Regions from separate parts of the Mus musculus genome. Here region 1 is linked to region 2. Evidence: chromatin loops called from intact Hi-C (ENCODE). Cell type or tissue: heart. All regions are shown on one strand. Links, peaks and the distances in the headings refer to the core of each region. The heading gives the core; the rest is flanking DNA. Region 1 holds the start of Fyn (Fyn proto-oncogene). Region 2 has its middle 23 kb from the start of Gm31562.

Evidence for each region. Hi-C counts contacts between places; a loop is a spot of excess contacts. Peaks named below come from ENCODE experiments on the same cell type or tissue, not always from the same donor. Only the 100,000 strongest peaks of a DNase experiment are listed, where the experiment ranks them.
Region 1: a loop joins it to region 2, with 3 times the contacts of the local background. A loop is called at or near these places in 7 of 42 quality-filtered maps.

The regions. Positions count from the first base shown.
Region 1 is chr10:39,363,046-39,374,851 of GRCm38, forward strand. It overlaps Fyn (Fyn proto-oncogene), which reads left to right and starts at 6,754. Exons shown (of 14, transcript NM_001122893.1): 1 at 6,754-7,145. It overlaps Gm31616 (predicted gene, 31616), which reads right to left and starts at 6,567. Exons shown (of 2, transcript NR_168583.1): 1 at 6,450-6,567; 2 at 4,671-5,560. In heart, for the core only: a CTCF peak has its summit at 6,743; DNase peaks (open chromatin) are centred at 6,656 and 7,556; H3K4me3 peaks cover 2,983 bases; H3K27ac peaks cover 2,958 bases.
Region 2 is chr10:39,261,937-39,273,742 of GRCm38, forward strand. No RefSeq gene overlaps it. Among named protein-coding and RNA genes, the nearest start is that of Gm31562, 23 kb to the left of the region's middle. In heart, for the core only: no CTCF peak of the experiment used is centred there; a DNase peak (open chromatin) is centred at 4,845; H3K27ac peaks cover 1,732 bases.

The sequences.
Region 1 (11,806 bases), core at 1,764-9,763, 100 kb after region 2:
TGGCTTGATACGGACTGCTAGATCATACAATAAACAAAATAAAATGTTGGCCAATTAAACAAAGTGATATTCAAAGTGAAATTTAAAGGGTGGTAGTTGGTTGTACAATTACTGTTTAGAACTATCTTATGAATTTATATTATATACCTAAGTGAAATGTAAAATGAGTTTGGTACTGATGTGAAATGTGTATCTATCCACTGTCTCCTTGAACACAGGTTACTTATAATAGCTCCTAATATGGTAAGATATTCACCAAAGCCATTTCTTCTTCTTGGGAGCTCACTATTCTACATTTCAGGTTCCCTTGCATAGAGGTGCAGTCATGTGACTAACAGACAATGGTGTGTGCTATTTTAGGACTGACCCTAAACCCTGCCATGCCATTTCTTCTTTTCCTTATTTCCCAGTTGTTTGAACAGAATGATTTCAATGAAACCCAGGTTTGAAACCACATTTGAACAGCTGCACTGTGACTTGAGAGAGATCTAAATTTCTGTTCTGTAAAATCATGGAGATAGGATTGTTTGTTACAGTAACTGGCATTTCCTAACTAATATATTCACATTTGCATAACTTTGGTCTAATTTTTGATTTCTCAGTAACTAATACTTGGCTTATTCTGGGATAAGTGTCTAGGCTTGATCATTTGACTATAGTTAGGGTGGGCTCCTACAGTAAGTAATTTCATATAAACATAGCCACCCAGAGTCCACTTGGGGACACTGAAAGCCAGGAACCACCACTAGAGTTTCTACATGAAGGATATTAACAGGAACACGCTAAGACTGACTGGACCCCTTAAGCTTAAGGAAGGAGGAAAGGCACTATTCCATCCATCTTCCTATTTCTCAGGAGCCCTCATGCCAAAAGACTGTCTGTAAATCCAGATAATTAACTCTCAGAGACAATCAACCCTCCCTTGAGAAATGTAGATGAAATAAAAGCCAAAAGCTCATTCCTATTATGTCTAAGCAGGCACTGTTTGAGGAAGCTAAGATGAGCTCTGGCCTGTGATCTTTTTACTGAGGACAAATCATGAGTAGAAAGGAAGAAGTTCCTGTTTAATATGTAACATCAATCCCAGAACACAGGTTTAGGTGAACAACTGCTGTATCAGTTTGGTAATTCTGGTTAAACATCTCAGCTCTCTTTTGGGAGGAGTACTGCTCTCTGAGTTGCATGGCGGACCCGTCTCATTGTGTTCCATATGAGCTGAAGGAATAGAATATTCAGGTCCCTCCTATTTGAGCTACAGCTAGTGCCCTATCAGCCACTTGGGTAGTTCCACCTAAGGACTGGAGTTGTTAATAAGTGACGTGGATGGGAAGACAGGTTAGGATACACATCTAGACTTTGCTCTCCTATAGTGGTTGTAGTGTGGTAGTATGGGGGTTCTCTGAGAGCTGTCCTGGCCAGTTCTCAGGTGTGTGTCTGGATGCTGATTCTTTCCTGAGCGGAGTTCTTATCTACCCATTGAATCCATGAGCCAATCTCCTAATAAAGTCCTTTTTTGGCTTTATTAGACACAGTATGTTTTTTAATGCTGAATATTCTATTCCTTCAGCTCATATGGAACACAATGAGACGGGTCCCCCATGCAACTCAGAGAGCAGTACTCCTCCCAAAAGAGAGCTGAGAACCTTGACTGATACAATGATTTTCTCTGCCTTTTGTTGATCTTTCCATTGACAGCCTAATAACAGACCATTTGAACTCATGAAAACAGTAGCCATATATAGTATAAGATCTTATGCAGATGTGATTGCTACATTAGATAAAAGGTGAGACATGATCTTTTAAAAAGAATTATTTATTTATTTTATGTATATGAGTTCACTGTCACTGTTTTCATACACACCAGAAGAGTGCATCGGATCCCATTATAGATAGTTGTGAGCCACCATGCGGTTGCTGGGAATTGAACTCATGACCTCTGGAAAAGCAGTCAGTACTTTTAACTCTAACTCTGAGCCATCCCTCCAGCCCGAGACATGATCTTTAAGAAAAATAATTCTACTGAAATGTGTGACTTAAAAGGGTCTGGATCATGATGGGCACAGTCTAATACCTCTGCCAGACAAAAAGATGTTACAGCAGCTCACATTGTCAGCAGTGTTGTGCTGGTCTCATGGGTTGCTTTTGGGTATCTTCTTGGAAGTAGCAAGTTGACTTATTAATCTCTTAGGGGAACCTCACAGATAAATTTTGTATATATACTTGCAGATTTTGTCTATGAAAAAGTACAAACAATTGGATTTTTCCTTCTATAATATTTTATTTTAGTTTTTGAAGTTAATGTTACATAATTTCTCCCTTTACCTTTCATTGTTCCAACTCTTCCCATTCCTTGTATTCCTCCCTACTCTTTCTCAAATTCATGGCATATATATTCACACACACACATATGTATGTATATATATATATACATATATGTATATATCACAACATTTTTTTGTCCATATAACATTACCTGTATGCATATGATCTAAAGGCTGACTACTTGGTATTGGATAACCAACTGGGGACTCCTTACACGGAGAAGACCATTTCTCTTGCTCACCACCTTCCCCTGTTGTTCATAACTCTTTGTTAAGAATGGAAATCCCTTGAGCTTTAATTTTCCATGTTAGCATGCCCCATAGGTGTTGTCACTGTTCAAGGCTTCTTAGGTATCCTTGTTGATTAGACTTCATGAGTGTAACCTCACTGACATTTCTGGAAGACATAAACTCACAGCAAGCACCTGATTGATCCTCTAGCTTATAACCTTTCCACCTCCTCTTCTGCAACAATCCCTGAGCCTTAGGTACAGGAACCGTGTTGATGTATTGGCTGAGACCAGGCACTGCATGGTCTCTGTAATGATCTTCGTCTACTGCAAAGAGAAGTCTCTTTGATGAGGGGGTGAGAAGAACACCTATCGGTGGGACATTTAAAATGTAGTTAGGAAATAAGCTGGTTAGGAAGTGGCTGTTATTGGTTTTCATCTAAGATCCCTGACTTAGCCCCAGTTAACTGACTAGGTTCTATTAGCAGGCATGGTTTCTTTCTTTCTGAGCAGGCCATAAGTCCAATTAGAGAGCTGTTGGTTATCACCAAGGTATGCGTGCCATTATTGTGCCCTGACAGTTATCATGCTATGCTGGTGACTGCTGCTATTCATAGACATCATAGCTGGGTAGGACAACTGGATGCTTTCTCCCTTGAAAGTTTGCATGGAATGTCCTGGTGCCACGAAGTTAGTCATCACAGAGGAGGTTTTCAGATTAGACCCGGCTCACATACTTTTGGTCCTATGTCTGAAGTGGATGGTGCCTTAAGAAATAGGGACTTATCTTCTACCTTGGAGGCAACCAATGATGACAGCAATATTCTATAATGTTTTGGGAGTCACTTGGACAACCTTGATCAACAACTCAAAAGAGAACTTCTCATGCCTGGTGTTGTTTTGTTTTTAGATGGTCTATGTATCTTGTGGGGGGGGGGGGCAATGGAAAAGTTTCATTTAAACTAAATAGTGTATATGTATACAAGTCATGTTTTGTATTTAATTTTATATATATAGATAGTAATATGACTATGGCTTTTTGACACCCTTGCTATTATTTTACCCACATGCCTCTTTCTCCTGTATTTATCTCTCTCCCCTCTCCCAAATTAACCCCTTTCAATTTTTCCTATTTCCTCCTCCAATTTGCCTGTACCCCACCATTCCCCATTTCTGCCATTTTCTCCTCTACTTTCCGGGGCTTTGCAGTTCCTCCAGATTACGCACTCACATATGAAAACTTGGAACTGGGAACCACAGATGAGAAAGAGCATGGGATGTGTGTTTTCCTGGGTCTGAGTCACATCACTCAAAATGATCTCTACCCAAAATAGCTATCCAAATAGCTCTCTATCAAAATAGCTCTACCCATTTGCCTGAAAAATTCCATGGTTTCATTTTTCTTTACAGTTGAGTATTCCACTGGGTACGCGTCCCACATTGTCTTTAGCTGAAGAACATTTAGGTTGTCACCATGTCCTAGCTATTGTGACTAGAATGGCAATGAATATGGCTGAGCAAGTAGCTGTGAGGTATGATGTCATCATGTCTTTTGGGCATATGCTGAGGCGTGGTCACTTAGAATGCATTTCCTTTGTACATATCTGTGTGTCTTTGTGTAAGGTGTGTATGCATACATGTTTAGAGGTGTTCATACATGCTTGGGGGTGCACTTGCACACATATGCAGTGCCTGTGGAAGCCAGAGGTCAATGCTGGGCTTTCTAAATTGGTTCTCTAACATATTTCTCAGACAGGGTCTCTCACTGTTTCTGGAGGTCCAGACACTTGCCACTGTAACGGCTTTCATTTTTGTTTTGTTTTGTATTTTTCTCTTTTCTTTTCTTTTCTTTTCTTTCTTTTTCTTTTCTTTTCTTTTTTCTTTCTTTCTTTTTTTTTTTTTTTCTGAGACAGAGTTTCTCTGTATAGCCCTGGCTGTCTTGGAACTCACTTTGTAGACCAGGCTGTAGACCTCAAACTCAGAAATCCACCTGCTTCTGCCTCCCAAGTGCTGGGATTAAAGGAGTGAGCCACTACCGCCCGGCTGTAACGGTTTTGATAATGTGTGTTTTGGGGCTTTGTTAATGTGTGTTTTGGGGACTCAGACTCAGTCTCATGTGTACAGCAGCAAGCCATTTATTCACTGATCCATCTCCCTTCCTTGCACATTAGTTTTTTTTTCCAGTTTCAGTAACCATTTTTATTTTCTTGTTTGATTGGTAAGAAAACAAAAATCTCAAAATGGGAAACAGCTTAGCTAATAACACTAAATATACATTGAAAGCAAAACAGGAAACACAGATTAGACAAACCAAAAAAGAACACTAGACTAGAAACAGGGGACTTAAAGGTGAGAGAAACAGAACAAACAAAAACCCAAGCAAATAACAACCAAATCTAAGAGAAATTCTAGAACAATGTCTCTCCATTTGTTGGGTAATAGATACTGCCTGTAAGAAAATAAAATTTCAGGTTTAGAACAAAGCATGGCTTGCCTTGGGTAGGCTGAGGACACTGTTTAAGTCAAATCTACTTTGATGACCTTTGGGAGCAGATCAAAATGGGAAATAATGCTAACATCTTTCCAGGGCTTTCTCACTTGTTCACAACATCAGCAAATCTTCTTGTGGAGACAGAATCCCTTTAAAGCTATCCGGAGGAAGAGTTGTGGGGTTTTCCTGTTTTTTTGTTTTTATTTATTTTTTTCAAAAGTAAGTAAAGAGAAAAAAACAGAACAGAGTCTTGCTGGGAGTTGGTTAATTTGTCATTTAATCATTTTGCCTCTTATTGGTCCACTAATTACGTGAAGAAGCTATTATGCTGCAGATGCCAAAAATGAGACTCCTCTCAAAGAAATTATTAACAATGGAGTGACTTAGTACCATCTGCTCCAGGTTTCAGGAAGAGATCGGACATGGAATTCCTCAGTGTCACCTTCTCTTGTCCTCAGTTTCCTCGTCCATCACATGAGGATCATTTACTGAATAGCAGCAAATTTCTCAAAAGAGCACTGCGGAAAAGACAAAGAAAAAAAAGTCAGCAAAAGAGACTGGTATTTTTAAACTACAGGGGAAATGTACTGAGCAGGAAAGATAACACAGACCTTGAGCGCCTAAGGAAGCCAAGGCTGCTTCGCTTAAACTTACTTCTTAGAAGATTAGATTTGCTGAGGGGGAGGGATGAGTTTCTTACCAAAATCATTAAAGAAAATGATTCTGAACATGTCTTAAAACAGAGTTCTCAGTAAACAGGAATTGCCTATAAAGAAAATCAGGAAGGCAAAATGTTTCTTTTTATGAAGTTACATCCTGCCATAGAAAAGCTGAATCGGAAATAAAGACTGCAGACCAACCCGGCTATTATTTCGTCAAGGAAAATCTGAGCAAAAAGCTCAGCTCAGCCACCAGCGAAAACAAGAAAACCAAGAGAAGTTTGAATGCCCCAAGGAGCCAGACGAGCAATGGCCACTGGTAAACAGCTAGGGAAAAGCACAAGCAATCTCTACTGGGTGGTTTTGGGACTCTTTGTTGCAGGCCCCTTGAATTTCAGTCATACTTCTCTTTCACTTTTCCTGGGGTAGGTGTGGGGGGGGGGGCGGGGAGCATATTTGGGTACCCAAGAAAATGAGACTAACAAGTCATTAATTTCTTACTATTTGTTGTGCGTTTGCTGGTCCTAGCTTTCCCAGTTTCTGCAATGGTACTTCTCTACTTTGCTCCTCACTTCCCTAATTTGCCATCGCCATTCTTAACACCTTTCCATTTTATCCTCCCACTCTCAAAGGCGAGGCTATCTCTTTGGAGAAATAGGTTCCCATGGCTGTGAGGCTGGAGTGGCAGGTGCCAGTCTCCACTGGCAAAGTGGAAAGCAGCTCATTCCCTGCGCACTCTCCTGCCCACCTCACCAACTCGCAACTCCACACGATCCTCAGACACACAACTCTTCCTTCTCCGCCAACCTCGCATCCTCTCACACACCCTGTGGCCGTGCGCACCGCAGGCTGCCCGCCACCACTGTAAAGCTCAACCCACTCGGCGGCCCCACCCATGGCCGTCCCGCCTCCGACGCATTCACCAATGGCTGCCGGCGCTCAGCCCTCAGCGGGCCCTTTGATAGGGCAGAAAGACCTGACAGTCTCAGGGCGTGTCCCGCCCCCTCTCGAACCCCTCGGGATCCGGAGCAGCCCGAGCATCAGCGAGAGTAGCTGCGAGAAGCCGCGGCGGTGGCGGCGGCGCGTCGGTGCAGTTGCGCCATCTGTCAGGAGCGCAGCCGGCGGGGAGGGGGCTCCGCAGAGAGGAGGAGGGGTCGCCGTGCGCCGGGCCTCCGAGACCCGCCCGCTGGTCAAGAGCTCAGCGAGGCCGCCTCTAGCCGGAGCGTTTCGAGGACTCCCCGGGCACACACAAAGCCGCCACCCGCGCCAGGGAGGGACCGGGCTGCCGGGCCGGGGACACCGGCGCCGCCCCCTCGGCGCTTCGCGAGGCCCACGAGCTCCTGGGCCCCGCCGCGGAGCCGCGGGAGCCGCCTGGGCCGCGCCGGAGGAGGGCGGGGAGAGGACCATGTGAATGTGCTCCGGAGCTGAGCGCCAAGCCAAGCAGGTAAGCGACAGGGGATGCGCGGAGCCTCGGGATGCTGCGGAGACGCCCGGCCCAGCGCCCCCGCACGGGCTGCTCCCGCTGCGGTCCCGCCGCGCAGCCTCCAGGGCGCCCCGCGACGCAGGACACTGATGCGGGGTGCCGCCCCGAGGCTGCGCAGGCACCGGGGTGTCTTTCCTCGGCCGCCGGCGGGTGCCGGGTGGAAAATAGGAATTGGCTTGGGGGTGAGGTTGGCCCAGCTCCGCCCCCGCCCTCCTTTCGCGGCCCCCCGCGGGGACCAGGGCTGTGTGTGTTGTTTTAATGTCAGGGATGATGTAATCACTTAATAATTGATGCCCCGTGCTGCTTTCCTCCCCACCCAACCCCTGCCCCACTCCTCCACCTCTCGGCTTCCTCCCTCGGTGGCCCTTGCCGTTCCCCAGCGCATCCTCCTGCCTATTTCTGGAACCTCCCTTGCACTTCCCCCACCCTCCCCTTCACCCTTCCTGTGCTACCACCCACCCACCCTTCCCCTTTCCCCTGTGTCTGGCCTTGCCTCCTCTTCCTCTGTCCCCCCACCCCTTTTGCTCTCTCAAGCTTATTTCTCCTCCCTTCTCGACACGCTGGATTTCCTCCCTACTTCCCTAGGTCGGTAGACGGTTTTGTTTGGTCTCCTCTAGGCTCTCTTATCTTTGAGGCCACAGGGACTGACTGAGCTAGAAAGAGGCCACCAAGCTTGGGCCCAGGAGGCGTTTGCTGGGACTCACTGGGAGGAGGGATAATAAAATCACCCGTTTTGCCCCTCCTTCCTCTAATAAATCAGACTCATTCTGTGTGTGTGTGTGTGTGAGTGTGTGTGTGACACAAAGAGCCCTTTCAGTTCATAGAGGAGAGACACATAAAGTACCCAGGGCACCATGCTTCTTGTGTCTCATCCCTGGGGCGTCCCTTTCTTTCTGGTGAAGCAGTTGATCTCTTAGTCTTTTCTGCCACACTTACCAAAAAATGAAGGCTCCCGGATCCCGGGTGGCAGGTGCAGGCATTTAGCTGTGTTTACAGACTGGTAGCATTGAGTGGCAACTGCAGTTTTCTCTATTTAAGGTGGTGGTGGGGGGGATTATTTCAGCTGTTTTAGGAGTTGCTATACTTTCAAGGAACCTTCCCCTATCCCTCATTTCCCCCCTTTTCTTCTTGGGGGATAGTTACTGATACCTGAGACAGGATAAATTGATGAGGGATCAGAAGAATTTTGTGTCTGAGTCAGAATCAAACTGTTTAACACGAGTGAGGCAGCCTGACTGGATTCCCTAAAGTCCAAGGCCTCTTTGCTGAGTGAAGTCTTTTGAAATGTGCTCTGGTCTGCCCAGCAATGCTGCCTAGCCCTTTTATTTAAGAAACTGGGGCCATGGATAGCAAGCACTTGGGCTGGCGTTTGGAAGACCCTGGAGGTGTACCACTTGTCTGCTTCAAGGTTGACTTTGGAAGCTCACATCCGGCCTCTCACCCTTTGTGCTCAGTCTCCCTGTCTGGCTCTACCCAGTGAGTACCACACATTCAGACTTGGAGGAAGTGGTTTCAACTCTCACACTTTGGGTCTAGTTAATTATGAACAGGGGATGTAGATGTCTGAGTTCAGAACCTATGGTGTTCCTCTGAAGGTAGAAATGTTAATGTAAGTCTCAGGCTTAGTTTGTCAAAACTTAGGTCTGATCTGCTGATTCCTGGGTTGTGGGGTCTCAACTGTTGAAAGTAACGAAACTGTCCCAAGTTTACTCTTTAGCTGTTTTATCTGAAAAGAGTTGTGATCCATTAAGCTGACATCTTTTGTGGAACATATATATTTATACATATACACACACAGTAGAAGGGCTAATACTGAATGTTCTCTGAAAACAAAGGCTGGTTTGTTGGGATGCCAGACCCAGAAAGGAAAGTCAGTACACGATAAACTTGCACCGTACTGACCAAGTCAGAGGCACTTATTAATGATAAGGTTGCATGAGTGTGGGCGAACACCTCTACTTTCTGGAGGTCTGAAGTCCCCTCCCCCATCGTCTGATGTTCTTGAAGCCCAGGCCCAGCACACGTGTCAATTCTGAAGCCTTTGCCAGCTTCTCTGCTCCAGGCAAGCCACCATGTCTTCAAATTTGTCTTCCAACACCATTATCAGATTCTGTTTTTGTTTTCTGTCCATTTCTGCCATTGGGTAGAGAACCTAACCCAATGGTTTCTTGGTTTCTGTCAGGTTTTACTTTTGTTGGTATTACCTGGTAGTTCCATTTAATGAGCGACAAATGTGAATTAGATCAACGATATGGACCCAACGTCTTTTAAAAGAGACTCATGTTAGTAGCTAGAGCAGGCCTGAAAATGTATAATGGTGCTAAACCAAAATATATTTATTTTTGTTCACATGTAGCCCTGCATAGGTGTCTCTGCTCAGTAGCTGGCTTTCTTCTGTCCTGAGTGATTCTGGGTCCCATTATCCTATCATGCCACAGCTTTCCATAACCTGTTGTAACAGTTTCAACCTGTTTCAACGGATTGGTGGGATGAAGAGTTGGGGAGGGTGCATCTACCTTTAAAATGCTTTGGTCTGCACATGTCACTTCCACTCTGTCTTTAGAAGAGTCGTGGCTATATGACCATGCTTAACAGCAAGAGAATCCAATGAGAAGTGTAGGTTAGCCATGTGCCCCGAGAAAGGAAAAGGCTTGTGTGTTTGGTAAACACTTTTGCATAATAACACTTAACAAAAGCCATCATTGTTTGGTTGCTTTGATTTTCATCTTCAGCATGTTTTTTAAAAACCTGGCATTTTGTGATTTCGGGGGACCACTTATCACGGGGCGATCCTTAGCCACCACTCAGTCCTGGCTCTGCGGTCTTTGATGGGGTTCTTTTACCACAGAAGCACCCATCTTGGCCTAGTCTTCTTCAGGCAAGTCTGGAAACTCCAGAGAGTTTCTGTAAGGGAAGAGCCTTACAGATCGCAGTACCATTTTACGTACTTTCCTTAACAATTAAACTGACACTTGGTGACCCCAGAGGAGGGAGGGCTTCATGGGGACTGGACAGTGCAGACAAGGGAGTGAGAGTCGTATCTATTTGCTTAGGTTACTAAGGACTGAACCTCCGTTACTGTCTATTCACTGACACGGCTTTCTTTTATGACAGTTGCTGGTTTAGTTGGGAATTAGGCTTTTCCTCTTTTCCTTCAGCATCTTTCCATCACCAGCTTTCTTGGCTGTGTCTTTTCATCCAACACGTTACATGGAGGCTAATCCGTTAGCTTCTGGACCTGGAATAGGGGAACTGCTAGTGTTCCAAATGGTTCCTGGTCTCCACCGACCCCCTACATTAGTATAGGAGTCCAGCCCATACTGGTGATTACAGTTTATATTGTACTTTTATTTTTTTCAGTGACCATTTCCTTACATTTATCTGTCCTACAAACACTGTGCTGTTTCATGCAAAAAAGCAATGAGATAGGGCTGTGGCACTGAATGCATCGGAGCCCTTGTTCTACAGAAGCCCACAGCCTACTAGAGAAGATGGCAACAACACACAATAGCTGATGTTTATTGAGCACTCACCCTGGGTCATGTTCCACTTACAAGCTAATCTGAGCGATAATGATATGAAACAATGTCTCTGATAATCACTGTGTTGTGAAAGGAAAGTTACAAGCTTCAATAGTCTTGAGTAGCTAATTCTAAGGGAAGAGTCGGGATCAGGAACAGTTAGTGTGGCTACAGTATCTTTACCCTAGGCCACCAGGTGCAGGAGGAGGTAGGTGGGAGTGAGACTTGGTTAGCTGGATATTGTGGGAAGTCCTTTGTATCGTTTGGGATGCTGTAACTAGTTCAAAACTAGATGGGCACAGTGGAGATATGGACAGAGGGCTAGAACCAAGCTGAAGGAGAAATTGAAAAGATTGTTTTGAAAGTGCGTGTTCTGAGTGCCTTAGAGGAGGAGTTTCAAGTAGACCCGTGGCATGAGCCTCATTTGTATTTTATGAACTAACTTGGTCATAGTGTGGGACTTTGGCCAAGGGTGGACAAGAGCCATTCTGGGAGAATTGTTTGCAGAGTCTGAGAATGCAAATGAAGTGTGTATGGAAAGGGTTTAGCAGAGATAGGTGAGAAAGATTGAGGCAGAGAAGAGATATCACTGAAATGATTGCAGATATGGAGACCAGTAAGGGTGCAGAAGGATGGCTTCATTGTGGCCACTTCGGATGTTTATGCAGGTGACTGGATGGCTCGGCTTGGAGCTACAGAAGAGACCTTAGAATCAAACATAAATTTGCTAGTAGCAAATCACAAAATACCTGAAGCTGTTAATATGTCCCTTGGGAAGACTGTGCCAATAGAAAGAATAGATGTGGCTAAGGTGAACCCAGTAATGAAGCAGGGGTACAGGCCCTCAGTGGAGATCCCAAATATGGGACAGGCCGGGGGGGGGGGGTTGTCCTAGCTGGGGCCAGAGAGGTGATAAACAGATGAAAAGTGCCATTGGATTTAGCATGGGAAGTTTGGGAACCAGACCAGAGAATCACCCAGCTATCAGAGAGGTATCCATCTTGGCATCTGCCTCTCCACAGACAAGTGCAGAAGTCGTATGTGTAATCACAAAGAATCCACTCAGAGTTTTTCCAAGGTTAAAGGTCATGGAACCCAGAA
Region 2 (11,806 bases), core at 1,277-9,276:
GCACCAGAACACTGCCTGCCGAGGCTGTTGATTTGTGGAAAAGCTACCAATGTGTGAGAACCCTTAGGCAGAAAAAAGTGAACATGACAGAATAGAGGGATGGGGGCCAGCTGCTCTGCTCACTGCCTCCAGCTCTGCCCCCTGAGCTCTCTCCCGCCCCCCAAATCATCCTCAAGTGCATCATCACAGCGCTAGGGAACATTCCTGTTGGGTAATGAGAAAGCATAATTATATGCTTCAGAGCTGTTGAGGTTTTCTCCTATTTTCAAAACAATGAATATCTTGTGGAAAGATAACACAATTAGTGAATAAGCTGGAGCCTTTTCCCCAGAGCATACAGACAGTGGTTTGGAGGGGAACCCAGAAGACAGCTCTATTAATGATTTTTATTCCTTGGACAATCTAGCCATGTTGTTCTGAGGTACCCCAAGAAACAAGCTTCTGAAAACAAAATCTCTCTCTCTCTCTCTCTCATAAACACACACACACACACACACACACACACACACAGAGAGAGAGAGAGAGAGAGAGAGAGAGAGAGAATTGTGTATAAGTCCACAGGACCCACAGTACACAAAGCTCGAAATTGACTTTTACCCTTCCCACTCCTCTCTTTCTATTTCTCCCCTCCACTGTGACTGAAGACAGTGTGGGTAAAGTTTTATGAGCCTTCGTGGATTCCCTGGTGGCCGCCATGGACGTCAAATTGAAAGACTGAGCAGCACCGTGGTTCCAGCGGCAGAGGGTCTTTCCTGTGATTATCATACCAACATTCCTTACAGTCCAGAGGAAAGTCACAGACAGCAGTTGCTGCTGCAGCTAAAGAAAACAGCATCCAGCATTTCAAAAATGCAGATCCTTTCAACATTTCTGTCTGCACAGAGCTGGCATCTGATCCCACAGGTAAAGAGAGCAAAGCCGAATGGGAGTCATAGGCTGCGGAGCTCAGTCTTGGTTCAAACTGACTCTGAACCCAGATTATTCTCTTTCTGCTGTCTCAGGCCATCCTCCTCTCCTTCCCCACTGGAAGGCAAAGTTGCTTCTAAACTAGCATGTAAGTGAGTCTGGAGGAATGGCTCAGCAATTAAGAGAACTTACAACTATGGGAGATAACTCAAGTTTGGTTTCTAGCACCCATCATGTCAGGCAGCCCACAATAGCAGGTAACTCCAGTTTCAATAGATCCAACACCCTCTCCTAGAAATGTGGGGTACCTGCACATGCACATACCATCACACACACACACACCTAAATATAAGAATAATAAAAATAGATGGTTAAAATATCGTGTAACTGTGATTCCCAATAACCCGGTTGTTACACACGGGCTACCCTAAATTCACCAAGCTCTCACATAAAAGCATAAATTACTGCTGTTGCAAGGTTCAGATTACAGGACCTTTTGTTTCTGAGGAAAAAAAATCCAGCCATGTGGAGAAATGCTGCAGCAGTTGGAACACATCCTGCCCAGACTCTGTGTCCCCAAGACCTGAGCTGCTTCTTTTTATGGGACACACTCACTGGTGGAGAAACAGATACTGAGCTCCCTGAAGTGTCATGGAGAAGTTCCAAAGTGGAACCTAATTAGGAGCAGGACAAACTTAGAACCCACAGAAAGGCTCTTTACCTGGGCAAACAGTGACAGAGGCTGAGCCCTGGAAAGGTGGCCTCCTCCTTGTTCTGTGTGTGCTTTGCCTTTGAGCAAATGAAGTTAGGAGAAGTAAGCTTCATTGTCCTTCTCCTCCATCACGAGGTGGTATGGGCTGCTCCATCCTGCATTCGAACTGTGCTATTAGTCATCCCTTGACTATACATGGGTACCCATTTTGCATCAGGCAATTTCCTAAGCCATAGAAACACAGTATTAAAAAGACAGCCCTGTTCTGAGGGCATACATTCTTATGCAAAAACCCACCTATCAGATACAAGGTCTTCGTGTCCAATGATTACAAACAATAAAACCCCAACTACTGAGGACTGTAAGCTGTTAGCCTTACCATTCCTAGCTAAAGCAGTGTACCCACTGAGACGTCCAACTCAGTTGTCACTACCACATCGTTAAAAACAAACCACCAACTGCGGTTTAAACATGGATGCCTCTTTCCCATGACCCCAGACAGAAAACCATGGTGTACAGATTGGTTCAGCATTGCTTTGCTTTCAGTCTACAACGTGCCATATTTGGATATTCTTCTGAAAGCTAATGAATGAGCCAGTGTTGAACAACAGGGCAAAGACAAGATCACAGAGGTATATAAACCACTAAGGAGAGTATCTGTTTGAACGCTGTCTACGGTCAAATGATTGCAGCTGTTCTACAGTGCGTGGGGTAGTCTTTAACCAGCTGCACACTAACAGCACATAGGACATTATTTTATTTTTATTTATTTATTTTTTTACTTAGTATAAAATATTTTTATTGGATATTTTCTTTATTTACATTCCAAATGTTACCCCCTTTCCCGGTTTTTCCCATCCTTACTCCCCCTGCTTCTATGAGGGTGCTCACCTACCCACCCACTCCTGCCTCCCCACCCTGCCATTCCCCTACACTGGGGCATCAAGCCTTCACAGAACCAAGGGCCTCTCCTCCCACTGATGCCCAACAAGGCCATCCTCTGCTACATATTCAACTGGAGCCATGGGTCCTTCCATGTGTACTCTTTGGTTAGTGGCTTAGTCCCTGGGAGCTCTGAGGGGTCTGGTTGGTTCATATTGTTGTTCCTCCTATAGGGCATTATTTAAATGTCAGTACCTGAACCATTGTCTCAGACATGCTACTTTGTTTAACTGGGGATGGAGCCAGGGTACCCTTAAATTTAAAGTTCTCTTAAGTGTTCTAAAATGCTTTGAGAGTTGTGAACCAGTGTGCTAGAACGTCACCGGCTCTTACCCTATGGAAGCAGATCACTATAGTTATCTTCCCCTAGAATACTTTCATTGCTGTACTTTTTCTTACCGCCAAAGTGATAGTGATATATCTTTACCACAAAGGACAAACACAGGAAAACACAGGAGAGGAACATCAGCCCAAGTCCTACCAGTCATAACTTTTCTCCTGACAATGTTTTGGGGTGCTTCCTTCTGAGGCACAAGTCTGTGCTCTTCTCTCCTGCCCCCCTCCCCCACCAAGGTAGAATCCAGTTTTTAAAAATCAACAATAAACTTCAAAGAATTGTCCAGTGTCAGGATGATCAGTTATTTTGCCTGTCCCTGTAGCTAGTCTCTCAGCCCCCGACATGCAAAGGTGGAGTGACTTTGTTCAGCCAGGTGTGCTTGTTTGAATGCTGATTTTAGTTAAAAGGACTTTAGTCCTCCTGGTACCCCTCTTCCAATCACATCTCCTTGCCCTTCACTGTGGCAGAAAGGGACCGCTCTTACGACTGTACTTGATTACAGTTCTCCGAAGACTGACTGTCAGAAGTAAGAGCTATAGAAGATCACACTGCCTAGAGGACACAAGGCTGTTTATTCCTGTGTGTACAGAGCTCTCAAGCCTATGCGGAATGTAGGGCCTTGGAGGTCTGTATACACACAGGATGCTGTTTTAGCTTCTCACAAAGCTGCTTTCCTAAGACTTCACACCAGCTGTACATCGCCAGCTTAAATAAAGCTGTTCTAAGATCCGTTCTCTGCAGCGGATCATCGTGTCTGTTATGAAAGTAAAGATACACTGAGGCTAGGCATCCCTTGCTACTTGGTCTCCTTATGAGAATCTACAAGAAAAAAAAAAAAAGCTCAAGTAAAGAATTATAATCCTATGTATGTTCTTAATCTCAGGGGCCTCGCTATTCTTAATTATTTGTTCCCATCTTTTCTTTGGCTGCCAGGGAACTCAGTAAAGTTGTAGCATCGGCTAGCAATTATACCTGACTATGGTATGTGTGAATTCCTCTCCCTAACCCTGCCTTTATGGTATTTCTACCTTCAATCTCTCCTTAATTATTTAACTTTCAAAGTTGTGTGGGTGTGTGTGTTTAAGTCTTGGTGGGTGAGAAAAAATTTTTTAAAAAGAAGAAATTAATAAAGGGGTTTGGGTTGATGCTCAGTGAGTAAAAGTACTTGCTACACAAGTGTAAGGATCGAAGTTCAAATCTTAAAGCCAACTTAAAGCCAGAAGAGTATCTGTAATTCCAGCATGCCTACAGCCAGATGGGAGGTGGAGAAAGGAGACTCACCCAGAAGTTCTTGGGTCAGCTAGCCTGGCATACACAGCGGTGAACAAGAGACAGATAGACAGACAGTCTCTCTCTGTCTCTGTCTCTGTCTCTGTCTGTCTCTCTCTGTCTCTCTGTCTCTCTCTCTCTCTCTCTCACACACACACACACACATTACAAAACCAAGTCAGAAAGGAAGATATGTCACTGGTTTGAATATGAAATATTCTCTATAGTCTCATGTGTGTACAGATGCCCTGAGAACAGAGCCTACCACATATGAACCTGGGAATGCCTCAGAGCTTAAACCTAACACTCACCTGTAACTGCACTGTCACGATGAAGCTGGGTTCTCAACCCAGGTCTGTTTGCTACAGATTACAGCCTGTAGTACACGGTTCATTTGAGTCTGCTTAAAACTCGACTGTTTAAGTCTTTTTGAGAAGTCAGAACTCCCAAGAGGCCTTTCTTCCTGTTGAACACTCTCCTGCCTGTCCTGTTAACCTGCGAGTGGTTAGGGTTGGCTTTCATTTTCAATCATTTCTACTTCCCAGGGAAATAAGAACAAATTGTGGAGAAATTGCTGTGGCTGGAAGCGCACACAGGAAAGCAAGGCTGACAGGACAGGAGGAAGAGCAGGGGTGGGGGTGCAGACAGGAAGGGACTTGCACAAAGCGCTCAGAACTTGACTGAAGGCCAGGGAAATACAAAGAAGATCTTGGCAGGAAGCCTGGCCTGAGACTTTGCTAGAGCCACAATAGCACTAGGAGGAAGGGAGGAAGGGAGGGAGGAAGGGAGGGAGGGAGGGAGGGAGGGAGGGAGGGAGGGAGGGAGGGAGGGAGAGACCGAGAGACACAGACAGAGAGACAGACACAGAAAGACAAAGAAACAGAGAGACAGAGACAAAGAGAGATAAAAAGACAGAAAGACACAGAAATACACAGAGAAACAAAGACAAAGAGAAAGAGAAACAGAGAGACAGCGACACAGAGAGAGACAGAGACACACACAAAAAGAGACACTCTTCCATACTCTCTTCCCCTTTGCCTGCCCTGAGCCTCTGCTCACCAGGCAAACCCAACTTGATACTTGAGTCATTGAAGAGGGAACTCATTTCTATTTTTAGTAAGGACTTTCATCTCCAGTTGTGCCATCCTTCTACAGAATCTTAATTTCCCAGTTGCTGTAAGATCCTAGTAAAAAATTCAATATTTTTAAAACATCACTCAGTCTTGGGGGAGCTTTGTCCTAATGCAAAGATGAAGATGGCTCTCAGGTGCCAGCGAACAGCTGCGCCGTGCATAGCAGAGTCCCATTCACCAGAGCACTGATGCAGGGCACGTAGCTGGGCAGCTCCATTTGTTCAGGAGTAGAACTCGGTTTTTCCCTTTGGTAGGGGACAGGATCTGTTTCATCTGGGACTTTTTTTTTAAGCACCCCAGTCATTACACAGCTGGTCCTAGAGTCAAAAGATTCCATTCAGAAAAGCACCGGACAGTTCAGCATTCAGACCCTCAGCATACAGAGCCTGAGTGAAATCAGGACAATTCATTTTTCCACCCTCTGTTTATTTTGAAATTATTCAATTCTGGGGACAGGTTACAAGAGGGATGAAAAGACTATCCATACACCCCACACACACCTAGACATTCCATTGTATTCCATGGTATATTCTGCCTTCTGCATGTGACACGCACATGTCCTCATTCTTTGCCAAACTTTGAACCTTTAGAGAGGAATCTGCAGAAATTCTTACCTTTTACCCTACAAGTTCTTTAAAATAAAGACATATCCCTGGAAAACCACAGTATAATCGTTATGCCAGTAAACATTCCTAAATGAGATTTATTATGTATCGTAGAATGCATGCAAGGATGCCATCACACCCAAGCTCTGTCCTCGCCATCCAGGATCTCACTGGGAACTGTTGTATTTGGTCCCTGTGGCCGTTTTTTGGCACTCCAGTGCATCTCCCCACTTGGTCCCCCACCCCTGCAATTCTCTAAAAACACTGTTTGAAACTCTAAGTCAGCCATTTCACAGAGTCTCACTTTGAGTTTCATTAGTTAATCTGAGCAATCACGTTTATGTCAAGAAACAGAAATATTATTACACGGACTCACATGACATTGTTAGCTTTGTTGTTCAAAACCCAAGATTTCATATAGTTCAAGATGCACACTATTATGTCCTTACCATTACATGCTACCAAGAATGCACAACGTTCACTAAGCTGCTGGTGGTGCTATTAAGTTTGATTCTGTGGTTAAGGATCCACCAGAACTTACCACTATTTTAGTCTCCTTTAAAGTAACAAGAAATCTGTGGGGACTGTGAATGTCACCTCTCATTTTTTTTTTACGACTCTTGATGATGATCATTTATGTGATGAAGGTAAATGGTTTTCCTGTCTGTATAATTGTTTTCCCCTTGTCTAGCTGGCATCTTCTACTAAGTGTTATACCTCCTTGCTGTTTTTAGGATCTTGTTTGTTTGTTTGTTTGTTTGTCTGTTTTTCAAGATGATATTTCTCTGTGTAGCCTTGGCTGTCCTGGGACTCTGTGGCCAGGCTGGCCTCAGACTTAGAGATCTGCCTGCGTCTGCCGCAGGAAAGCTGGGATCAAAGGCATGCGCTGTCACACCTGGCTCCGGAACCTTTCGTAGACAGTAAGCACATATATTCTTTGTTAGTTATTATGCTCCATAATTTATTCTTACCATTGTCCCTTATTAATGCTTTTTACATTTAAAATCTTTTAAAAAGATTACCAAGTTGTTATTGCCTTTCTAAAGCCCTTATGCTATCCCTTGATAATGCACGTTATCTGCCAAATTTGAACTGAGAGCTCCCAAGAGGTAATTCAGAATCGTCCATTTAGAACTCCGAATTTATGCTGTCTTTGATTTACCTCTTCTAGAAACACACTCAGTAAGGGAATTCACTTGTAGTTACCTTATTTTTTGGTTATCAGTTCATTCCTCTCTTCTTCCTTTCTCTGAATTTCTTTTCCTTTCTCTTTCTTTCTTTCTTTCTTTCTTTCTTTCTTTCTTTCTTTCTTTCTTTCTTTCTGTTTTTTGTCTTTCAAGTCACATATATGTTTGGAGTAACTACTGTGTTAGACTATGTGACTAGCACCATCTCAACCTCGATCTATACAAATAGATCAAATAAAATGTTATGGACCAAATGTAAAATAGTTATAAACCTAGAAAGGAAGACTTACATAATAATAATAATAATAATAATAATAATAATCTCAGATTATTATTAAGTCCAATATCAAACTGTATTCTAATTTAATTTCAAGTAAACACAAGAAATTTTGTGTAATATTGCAAGCCCAGCATAAACAGTAACATACATTGCACAGAAACATTGTATGTGCATCACACTGAATTTCTAATAAACTGTGAAATGTATTATTTATGCCTCCAGTACAAAATTTAGAACACTGAGTTTGATGCCATCACGACTAACATGCCTCATGCCAGCTAGTTTCTTCTGACCCATCTTTCAATTTTCTTTCTATTTTTTAAAATAACATAATGGTTTTAAACTTCAGTTACATGTTTTCTAGAAGTTCTACTTGGTTCTTTCTTAGAATTGCTTGACCATATTTAATTTTTTTCTATGTAGACATTTTTAAGTTCATGTTTTATTTGTTTAAACATAGCAAGTGTGGAGTAGTTTAGGCTGTGTGTGTGTGAGTGTGCGCGTGTGTGTTATACTTGTAGAGACTAGAACATAACTTCAGATACCATTTACTTCTATTCTTTGGAGATAGGGTGTGTCACTGACCCAGAACTCCTAAAGTAGGACAGGCTGGCAGCTTAGTGGGTAGTGGGGACCTTCAGTGTCTGCCTCCCTAGCACTGGGTTACAAGTGCAGGCTACTATGCCTAGCTTCCCTATATCCCCAGCTTGTGACTTTACATTTCTTGACTAATAATCCTTTATTCAGAGCCTCTCTAAATGTATAGCTTTTATCTGTCTGTTTTGCTTTGTTTTTAATTAATTTCCTGGATAGTACACATTTCTCATGTGGTTGGCTTTGTTCTGTTTTCTGTGAGCTACTTATTTTCTGCAGAAATTTATTTGGGAGACTTGAAGGCTTCTGTGGAGACGCTTCCGTCCAGATAAATCTCACTGGACCATCTTCTAGGCTACCTGGGCCACCACCCGCTCAGACCTAATGGGAATCTAGGCGTCTGTTCTTTTTTCACCTGCAGTGCTGTCCATCCATCCTCAGGCTTTGTGGGTGACAGACAACCACTCTGACTAAGCCACAGCCTCAGCTCAGAAGTTTGAAAAACTTGACACCATCCAAATAATAAGAATTTTCTACTGAAAGGCAGATTTTCATGGTTATGTGTCTGGGTCACTTTCCCAATATTACCTCTGCTTGGAAGCAAAGCCACTTCCTTTGCAGGCTTCTGGAAGCAGAGATGATATGGAGTCTTGGTTGCAGAGGGAGTTCTCTGGATAGAGGCCCTACGCTGGTCAGGCCCTTTTCCCCCTGGGATTCGGCCATTTGGCAAATATCTTTGCTGTTTGGTAAAAGTAGTTTCTGCTCAGATAGCTTCTCTTCACTGAGATGGGCTTGCTGATTCCTTACAATAGTCATCTTGCCCTTCAGTCTTCTTGAAAGCATCTCTGTCCAAGGACCTGTCAAGGCTCTGATTTTGCTTTTAAGACGATCCAGCCAGCACTTATTTATTTCTTAAGGAGGCAAAATTAATAAAGTTGAACTGGGTGTGGTGGAGCGTGCCTTTAATCCCAGCACTCTGGAGGCAGAGGCAGATGGATCTCTGAGTTCTGGGACAGCCAGGACTCAGAGAAACCCTGTCTTGAAAAATAAACAAAGAAAAAGATGATGGCGGAACAAATACATTTGCTTAATTCTGTGCAGTAATTCTGTGTGCTTCAACTAGTTCTGATTTTGTTTCCCACTAATCCTTCTTTCCCACATGGTTTTGTGCGGATAACTGGGATCATGCCTCTTCCACAAGCCAGGAAATGCAATTTCACTCGTTGATTCAAGAAGCAAATGATCAGTCCATTGTGAAGACCGTCCAACTGTGATTCATCCCCTCCCACTTCCTCTTTCCCCCTCCCCAAAACCCCAGCACAGCATTTGAGCCTACTTCAATTCTTTTTTAAAACCCTAGGAGAAGGGTTAGGTAGGAATTCAAGTGTCAAGAAACTCTAACTTACATACAAGCAGTGAAGCAGGACTGAGAAGTCAGTCCCACGCTCGGTGGATATGTTCACAATAATTGCTTGTGGATCTGCTGAAGATGCATTCGACATTGCACATCACAGAAGCTAAGGCCGAGTGCCAGCTCCAGGGAATGTAGTGTCTAAGGCAGGCCAAGACATCCAGGTGGACAGTGAAGAAGACAGCCTTTTCTTTCCCATTCATCTTTTGGTGGCTCCCTGTGAGTGTCCCTTGCTCATCTCAATCTAGGGTACAGTTTGGGGGAGCGGTGTAGGCACTGAGATATCCCAGCACCCCAGATTTCCTCCTAACCTCACTAGAAGAAACCCTCCCATCCTCAGAGTTTACACAGTAGAATCTGCTATGAGGCTTTGTCCCCAAATGTGACTGTGTGCTTCTGTGAACCAGAGTAGGTCCCCAAGCAAAAGAGATTCTCTTGACAGAGTTAAGTCCATCCTTAAATGGGCTTACAGGGACTGACATCAGAGAAAAGGCAAAAACAGAAAAGAAGAAGAAGAAGAAGAAGAAGAAGGAGGAGGAGGAGGAGGAGGAGGAGGAGGAGGAGGAGGAGGAAGAAGAAGAAGAAGAAGAAGAAGAAGAGAAGGAAGAAGAAGAAGAAGAAGAAGAAGAAGAAGAAGAAGAAGAAGAAGAAGAAGAAGAAGAAGAAGAAGAAGAAGAAGAAGAAGAAGAAGAAGAAGAAAAAGAGTGGATTTTACCCCTAAGCACAAAGGACACATATTTTGAGGATTTCTATGTGCAGTATAAAGCCAGGCGTGATCTTACCAATAAACGGGGGTGACAAATCAGCAAAGATTTGAGATTAAGCTTAAAGCAACTTCATCTCATCAAAGCAACTGGGAGCCAGGGCCATTCAGAACACATAGATCGACTTCCCTCTCTAACATAAATCACACAGAGCAAACAGGATCAGAGAGGGCTAAGTTAAATGCCCAGGGTGAGCTTTTTCTCACTTCTCTTTTCAAAGGTGATGAGTTTGGGCAGATAAAGGTGAAGTTGTGAGACTAGGCACGTTCTGGTAGGTTCTGCTCCACAGTGGGTAAATGAGGAAAATATAGGATTGGGAGGACTAATGTTGAGAAATTAAAAGAAGCAGGTAGCATGGCTTTGGATTTGTTGAAAAAGCAAATAAGTACAAAGAACACTAACTAGAACCAAGAGAGCTGCCTGAGTCATGCTAACACCAGCAGGAAGCCTGACATCGTCCTTAGCCCTTGACACCCAACAGTGACATGTACCACCACTGCCCGATACAATGCCATTCCCATGGCTACTAGCCACCACCGCTCACACTTCAGGTTAACCCAACAACCAATTTACCAACTTTCAGATCTTGATTCGCAGCTTTAGCTTCACATTAGAACTACCTAGGGAGTGCTTAAAACCCCCCAAAGCCCAGGCCAATTAAAGCAGAAGCCAACCATAAGCCTTGGTAGAATTTAAAGCTCTCTGGTGATTCCAGTGTGTAGCCAAAGTTGAGAGCCACTGTCTTAGGAGTGTACCCTCATTAATAATAAATTGAATACTGCCTAGCTTTTTTCCAAAGCACGGTCATTAAGGAAAACAGACTGGCTGCTGGTGGGGAGGAGTGGAGTACAGAAGATAGAATATCACATTCGGAATAATAGTGGCTATGTATGCGCTGTGAAAGGATCACTCAGTTTAGAACAAAAACATTGAGACCTCGAAAGGGCCATAAATGCAAAAAGCTGATGAACGAACGACTCACGGACCAAGAAACACCCAAAGTAAACAGATGTAAACCTTTTTTTTTTTTTTTTTTTTTTTTTTTGGCTGAAAAATAAAAACTAACTTAAAAGCAATCTTGAGATTAGATTTTATACCAACAAAAGCAAAAGCAAGTAGCAAAGGCTTTCAATGACACTTAATTCTGACAAGGTTGCAATGAAACCACCGTGCTCCCAGATTCGGGTGCCTTTGCAAATAGGTTTCAGAACATCCCTTGAGCAGCAAAGGAAGGCAGGAAGGAACTGGGAAGGTGTGTATGAGGAAAAGCTTATCTCCAGGAGATGTTTCAACGGAAACAAACAGAGGCACATTTTAAAGTAATCTCTGCAATGAATTTTAAATAGAAAACAAAACAAACAAACAAAATATAAATAAATAAAAAATAAAGGAACCAACCTAGACTTCCGGGATCAGGGTAATGCTTTAATAATTCATTGAAACCAGCACCCTTGTCATTAAGCTGAAAACAGGAGGGTTGTCACCTCTGTCCCTAAGGGGGCCTACCTTGGGCTCAGCACATCCAGGCCTCTCTACACACAGCCTTGGGGCATTCCCAGAAGCTCGACTCTGACCTGATTCCCTGTCCCCGGGGAAGGGCCCCTTGTCAGGTCTCACTTCTCCCTTCCTAGTCTACTGGGAGCCAGGAGTGAGTCTTTAACCGTCC